Regions from separate parts of the Mus musculus genome. Here all the other regions are linked to region 1. The links are chromatin loops, found by intact Hi-C in ENCODE. Cell type or tissue: left cerebral cortex. All regions are shown on one strand.

Region 1 (2,500 bases):
AAACATTCTTTAAAAGAAACCATAGACCCAAATGTAAATTCTGAAACTAAAATTACAAGAAGAAAACAAAATATATTTTTATATATGTATGTATGTGTGTATAATATATATATATACATATATATATATACATATATATATATATATATATATATATGCCAAGGGTTTTTAGCATTGACATGGGCATAAACTAAACCAAAACAGCAAACAAACAAACAAAAAAACTCTCATAGATAAAATTGGCCATCATATATTACTTTAGGATAGAAAATAGTAAAACTAGTTTGTAAAAACAATTCAGTAATTTCTTAAGAAATTACGTGTACTCTTCCACTTTCATCTGGCTATTCTATTTCTACTTGCCCAGTGTGATGAAAGCTTATGCCCACAAAAGACCCATATGCCAGCGTTCACAGCAGTCTCGTATGTAATAGCCCAAACCCAGGGGCAAGTACACTGTTCATCAAGATGAGTGGGTGACCAATTTGTGGCAAGTCTCTAAAAGGAAGATTATTCACTATTGATGCACCTGTTATCGTAGATGAAACTGCAAAGAATTTTACAGACGGAAAGAAACCGGGTTAGGCATGGAGTGTGCCATATTCTGTGGTATTTAAATTAAAGATGAAGTGTTGTTTTAATGGCGAAAGCAGGGATTGATTACAAAAGAGACACAAGAAGCTTTTGGGGCGAGGGAATGGTTTATTATTTTGGTGTGGTGATGGTTTAGCGGGTTGATACCGATCGTAATCCATCAGAGGGCACACTTTAAATACCTGCATGCTATTGTGCATGTAAATCAATGCATTCAGATACACACACATATGGACCTAGATAAAGTGGAAAATTCGGAGAAGGCCTCTGGGTTGAGCACTAAAGTCCTTACCTTTTATTTCTTCAGGAGGTGCCTGCAAAATAAAATTCTAGTTTGCTTAAAAAAAAAAACCCTCTAGACCTCCTCCACCAAATCAATTTCAGGCATCAATAAGAGAGCTTGAGGGAAAATTCTAGTCATCAGCTGCAGTTTAATTTGTGATAGGGGGAAGAGAAAGAAAAACAGAACTGGTGGATTTAAGGGGTGGTGAAGGGAGGGCGGGGCGACCAGGGAAAGCAAACAAGACCAAAGTGACGCAAACATTTGGGGCAGGGAAGAGCGGCAAGCATCTACACTCTATTTCCCCTGCAACCACACAGATTCTTTAAGGAAGTGGCTCCAAGTGGATTAAAATACCACAAGGGAGACCAGTCACAAGCCCAGGATTCTCCAGGTGAGCCAGGGCTAGAGCCAGCCACGCTCCCTCCTGAGGCTGGGCGCCCTGCTCTCCACCGCCCCCTGGCGGCCATCGCCAGAAGACCCGCAGTGACGCCTCGGGTCAGGTGTGCGCAGGAAAGTGGGGGTTACCCGGCAAGCTGCGGCGGCGCCCCGCGTCTTGCCCACTCCCAGTCGCGCCGCCAGGAATCTATTTGCTAAACTCCCCGGTCACCCGAGCTGCTCATCTGCTTTACGCTGCCCTGCTTTCAGGTCTTGAGGAGCAGGATTGAGGAGGAGCTAGATTATAAGTTATTATTACGACCTCCCGGGCCTCAGGGCAGAAATCCCTGCGGTTTGGCAAGTGCGTTGCAAGGCGCCGATCTTGCCTTAAGGAGACCCTCGCCTAAAAGTTGCAGGGGATGGCAGACGCATTGAAACCTCTCTTATAACGCTGCGATTGTCCCAACAGCGTCCACTCCACCCAAGCTTGCCCCATATATTGGCACGCCCCTCTGCACCAGGAGTCAAAGGCTGGTGGCCATCCCTTGCCCCACCACCACATCAGTCCAGTAGCCCGAAGTGGGGAGCATATCAGCTGGGGCGGGGGGCAATCGCCGGCGCCTGGGGCTCTCCCACTAGACGGCGCGGTGTCTGTCCGGGTCACCTACTGTCTCTGCGCCCTACGCCCAGAGCCCCCGAGCTGCAGACCCAGTCACCGCCCGGGGGCTGCCCCAGGGCGGGAGCAGCCCGGAGCGCCACTTGGGAGACCGAGGCGGCTTTGCCAGGACTGGCTCGGTCGCCGGATTCGCGACGAGGTCCGCCTCCTCCCTCCCCTTCCCGCGCCGCCTCCGCCTCCTTCCTCTGCCTCCACCCTCACCCCTTCCCGTCGGTGCGGAGCTCCGCTCCGAGCAGCGCTCAGCCCGCCGCAGCTTGGATGTGGGCTCGGGACAAGTGCTCCGTTCCTCAGCTCGAGATGGACAGCCGCTACACCAGCGCCACGGGCATCGGGGACTTGAACCAGCTGAGTGCGGCCATCCCCGCCACACGAGTGGAGGTGTCAGTGTCCTGCAGGTGAGGACGCGGCTCTCTTTTCTTCCTTCCATCCGAGCTTGGTGGCACTTGGCTAGCGCTCCAGGTACCACGAGGCTTGGCGCTGGTGAGAAGTTGCATGCTGAGTGGGGACTAGTTGTGGTACTGGCTGACGTTACCTTCCCCTCCTCCCCCCCAGAGGGTCAAATGACACAGAAC
Region 2 (2,500 bases), 250 kb before region 1:
CAGGCCACATGTGCATAAAATAGAGTCAAAAGGGGGCACTGTGCTGATACACATCTTGAAAAACGTATCTCTTGACCCCAAAGAGATTGAAATCCTTTGGGTCTTGCAGCCAAGTCAACAATGTTCCTCGATTTAAGACCTTGTACCTGACCTGCTATCCTACTATGTACTAGGCACATTTAACTTGCCTTTATGGAAACACTGTAACCAACCTTATTATAACTTAGATTTCCCACATAAAATCACCTTTTAAACCTAAGCTAACTGCATAACTTTAATCTTGAAAAAAAAAAAACCCACCAGTGTCAATTGAGAAAAAGAACATTTTTCGTGGCCAATAATGTAAAAACATGTTCCCCAAAAGTTTACAGTTTACTTAGAAACCTTACTCATTGGTAAAAAACAATTTCACTCTCCTCTGAAATCTCAAGTGTCTGCATTAAATAACATAAACGTATAATACTAAGGACAAAACTACAGCTTGCTTTCCAGATGAATCTGCTGAGAGCATCCAGGGTTGATACCCATGGGCTCAGAAAACAAGTCACTGCTGCTGAGGGTTCCGGTGGTAGCTTCTCTCCTGCTGCTCTCCCGTGCTTCATGCTCGCAGTGGAATTGCAGAGCAGGGAATCCAACTCTTTTAACAGAACTCAAAGTGGTTTTTGGGTAATGACAAAAAAAAAAAAGAAAAGGAATTAATAGGACATTTATCTACTTTGCCAAGCTTGCCCCAATTTTGTTTTTTAATAGATACACAAATTCAAGGTCAGCATAAACTTCTACCTGTTTAAGAGTTTTAGCTTAGAGAAAGTACCCAAGGAGCTGAAGGAGTCTGCAACCCTATAGGTGGAACAACAATATGAACAAACCAGTGCCCCCAGAGCTCATATCTCTAGCTGCATATGTAGCAGAAGATGGCCTAGTCAGCCATCCCTGGGAAGAGAGGCCCCTTGGTATTGTAAACTTTATATGCCTCAGTACAGGGGAATGCCAGGGCCAAGAAGTGGGAGTGGGTGGGTAGGGGAGAGGGGGAGGGTATGGGGGACTTTTGGGATAGCATTTGAAATGTATATAAAGAAAATATCTAATTAAAAAAAAGTTTTAGCCTAAGAAACCAACTTTTGACATGTGTAGTGGGTTTACTGATGTTTTGTGTGGGCTCTTTAGTTGAGCACATTTCAGTCCACCAGTATAATTGACCTGGAGTGCCTTGGATGCTCTTTGGATGCTCTTTGGATGCTGGGACAGGCAAAGCTGTCAGCAACTGGAGCAACTTACTCTATAGCATGAGTTAACATAGGGGGGGATATTGTGGGGAAATAGCATGATCATTGGGACGGCCTGATCTTTCAGTTGGTGGATTCTAGAGAGCTGATTTCTCTTGGGCTGATTCTTACCTATAAAGAAGACTTTTAAAGAAACATTTTCAGGAACACTTTTCAGCAATTCCACCAGGGGGCAGTGAAGGCCCCTGCAATGTTGGTGACTGAAGCTAGAAAATTCATAGTCCTGTTTTTGTTTTTGTTTTGGTTGGTTTGTTTACTTGTTTTTGGTTTTGTTTTTTTTTTAAAACTTGAGTAGGTGTGTGGGAGGAACATTAATGTATCAAGATTTCCCACAGATGTTAGGGCATATTAGGAACCAAGTTTCAGCAGAGGACAGGATGGCTAAATGGCATGAGTACAGCAAAGTGACGATGTTGAAACCAGCTGTTGCACTTGGTTAAATTGAATAGCAGTTTGAGCTGTTGGTTGAATGGACAGTTCACGATTCTTGATGTTTCTCTCCAGCTGCCTCAAGATATGGAAAGACTTCGCTTTGACAGAGGTACTTATCAGTGATGGTTTGTATATGCTTGGCCCAGGGAGTAGCAGGATTAGAAAGTGTGGCCCTGTTGGAGTAGATGTGTCACTATGGGTGTGGACTAGAAGACTCTCATCCTAGCTGCATGGAAGCCAGTATTCTGCTAGCAGCCTTCAGATAAAGATGTAAAACTCTCAACGCCTCCTGCACCATGCCTGCCTGGATGCTACCACGTTCCTGCCTTGATGATGATGGACTGAACCTCTGAACCTGTAAGCCAGCCCCAATTAAATGTTGTCCTCTCAAGAGTTGCCTTGGTCATGGTGTCTGTTCACAGCAGCAAAACCCTAAGACACCGTCCCATGAAAGTACAGAGGCAAGATTTCTGTAATGAATGGCACTGGGCAGGATAACTTATGAAGAACTCAAGACTTTTACTGAATTCTGGTCATTGATTTATGTTAACTAGTCAGGGAGACTTGACTGCAAGAAGAATGGAATTGAGTTTCTGCTGAGGCATCTGCTTTCCTAATGGCATCTGGCCCTTAGTAACACTGAAAGAAGCTGGGTGATATGGCCAAGAACAAAATAAATAAACAAACAAACAAAACCCCAAAACATGCTGTCTGCCCAGGTGAAGCCAGGACCAAAGCCCACTCTATTCTGCCCTTTACCCATGCTCTTCCAGTTGCAATTC
Region 3 (2,500 bases), 160 kb before region 1:
TGAACTTTTTAGTTTAAAACAAAGATAAACTGTTTATAATCTGTACTAAAAATCCACATTGTAAAAAAAAAAATCATCTAACAGGTGTCTGTAAGACAGCTGGAATAGACTCACACCTTCAAGTCACAGCACGAGCTATGGCTTTAGGTTAAAAAAATGAACATTCTTCATTTTTCATATATGACTAGAAGACAACCAAAGGAAATTTAAAGTCTTGAGCTTGTAACTGAATAGGAAGCAGTCGGTGCTCTACCTGCTTATCAGAACTCCCTTGGTGTTTTTCGTTAATGTTGTTGGCTTTTGGTTTGGTTGGGTTGTTGCTTCTGTTACTAAGTTGCCACTTTCCACAAAAGAAGGATCTATGAATGACATGATACTGTCCAAAAATGAAAGCGTAGCACCATCAACCTAGGCCAGAGATGCAAGGAGAGCTCAAGGCAGCTGGAAATTCCATGCCCAGAAACGGTGACAGTTTGCCCCATAACATTAATGGAAGAAGCTCTGGTGTTGCATCTCAACTCTCACAAGTTTGCTCACATTGTAGCTAACTATACTCATCCTATAAGGGACTGCTTCAATAACAATGCATCAGATTCCCGCCAAAAAATGCTTTTAAAATAATTGTTACAATAGAATTAAGATAATAAAATATTCAAAATGTATTACAATAATAGTAAGGATGTGCCACGATACTTAAATTTATTTTTATTTATGTTTTGAGAATTACATGCTTGCATACAATGTTAAGGAGGATGACAGGAGCTGAGAAAACACAGAGGCAGTCAAAATGAAGTCATGCCACTGAGCAGTGACACAGCCCACCAAGGAAACGGATTTTCTTTTCTTTTTTTTAATTAGGTATTTTCCTCATTTACATTTTCAATGCTATCCCAAAGGTCCCCCATACCCACCCCCCCCAATCCCCTACCCACCCACTCCCCCGTTTTGGCCCTGGCGTTCCCCTGTACTGGAGCATATAAAGTTTGCAAGTCCAATGGGCCTCTCTTTGCAGTGATGGCCGACTAGGCCATCTTTTGATACATATGCAGCTAAAGACAAGAGCTCCCGGGTACTGGTTAGTTCATATTGTTGTTCCACCTATAGGGTTGCAGTTCCCTATAGCTCCTTGGGTAATTTCTCTAGCTCCTCCATTAGGGGCCGTGTGACCCATCCAATAGCTGACTGTGATCATCCACTTCTGTGTTTGCTAGGAAACGGATTTTCTAAACTTGGAGGACATTGTGTTACGACTTGTAAAAGTCGTTCTTTTGGAGATGTTCTTGGAACCATCCAGTATTTCCACCAGAGGGCAGTAATGCTCTCTCCTATATCTTCGCAGACAATGACTTGGTAGGATGGGCAGTTAAGGGAGTGGGTTGTCTAATCTATAGACAACAGGTAACAGTAATAACAGCTAACTTATCAGCAAAGCAACAACATTAATTACAAGGTAACTTACCAGCATTTAATAAACAGTGCTTAAATGCTACATATTGCCTTCTGAATATTTGCAATTTTTAAAGTAGAGAGTTGATAAGGTACTGTATTGGCTGGGTTTGTGTGTCAACTTGACACAAGCTGGAGTTATCACAGAAAAAGGAGCCTCCCTTGAGGAAATGCCTCCATGAAATCCAGCTGTGGGGTATTTTCTCAATTAGTGATCAAGGTGGGAGGGCCCCTTGTGGGTGGTGTCATCCCTGGGCTGGTAGTCTTGGGTTCTATAAGAAAGAAAGCAAAGCAAGCCAGTTAATCACACGTGTGATTCTTTCAATAATGTATTTGGGGATCTATGTCATTATGACAGGACAAACCTGTTCTGTAGAAAACTTATAGTATGAGGAAGAGGGAACCTTCAGAATGGCTGAGAGGGAGTCCCCCTTACAACTTTATGAAACTCCCAAATGGAGTTTGCTTATGTAAATAAAAACAACCCCATTTGAAGCACTCCAAGAATTCTCTCATCCCTTCCTGTGGTAACTTACCCACGTATGGCTGAGATGGATAAAAAGATCAAGCAGCTGCCCTGCTACAGCACTCTGAGGGGCAACTCTTACCCAGTCTTACTGGCTGGGTGACTCGTGCTTCACCAGAGCAACATCACAGTTCGGTTTCATCTCTGCCTGGGTTTGATTGCTTCAGCTTCCTGCTGAGGGGTCTGACTGCTCATAGCCTTTATGCCTGCCTGATATCACTGAGGTTTCTAATTCCAATGAATCAAATCTTCAGTAACAGACTATGAGATCCACTCTGCTGCACGAGGCAAAATCATTTAGACATTTGAGCGCCTAACAAAATGTCACCCTATTACTGCTTTTGGGGGGATATGAGGTGAAAATTTATGTTCACCTTCATTTCACACACGCACACACACACACACACACACACACACACACACACACACACACCATGGCATGATTGTGGAGGTCAAAGGACAACTTGTGAGAGTCAGGGACCAAAATCATCAGGATTGGTAGCAAGCACCTTTACCCACTGACCCACT

Evidence for each region. A loop is a pair of places that touch in the nucleus more often than their neighbours do. Peaks named below come from ENCODE experiments on the same cell type or tissue, not always from the same donor. Only the 100,000 strongest peaks of a DNase experiment are listed, where the experiment ranks them.
Region 2: a loop joins it to region 1, with 10 times the contacts of the local background. A loop is called at or near these places in 8 of 42 quality-filtered maps.
Region 3: it touches region 1 in a loop (12-fold over the local background); 14 of 42 quality-filtered maps call a loop at or near these places.

What each region holds. Positions count from the first base shown.
Region 1 is chr15:90,678,991-90,681,490 of GRCm38, reverse strand. It overlaps Cpne8 (copine VIII), which reads left to right and starts at 2,103. Exons shown (of 20, transcript NM_025815.2): 1 at 2,103-2,323. The coding sequence starts at 2,187. In left cerebral cortex, a CTCF peak has its summit at 1,334 (motif pointing left); DNase peaks (open chromatin) are centred at 1,330 and 2,189; H3K4me3 peaks cover 1,484 bases; H3K27ac peaks cover 1,448 bases.
Region 2 is chr15:90,928,206-90,930,705 of GRCm38, reverse strand. No RefSeq gene overlaps it. Among named protein-coding and RNA genes, the nearest start is that of Gm36618, 13 kb to the right of the region's middle. In left cerebral cortex, a CTCF peak has its summit at 1,454 (motif pointing right); a DNase peak (open chromatin) is centred at 1,436.
Region 3 is chr15:90,840,481-90,842,980 of GRCm38, reverse strand. No RefSeq gene overlaps it. Among named protein-coding and RNA genes, the nearest start is that of Gm36618, 74 kb to the left of the region's middle. In left cerebral cortex, a CTCF peak has its summit at 1,304 (motif pointing right); a DNase peak (open chromatin) is centred at 1,293.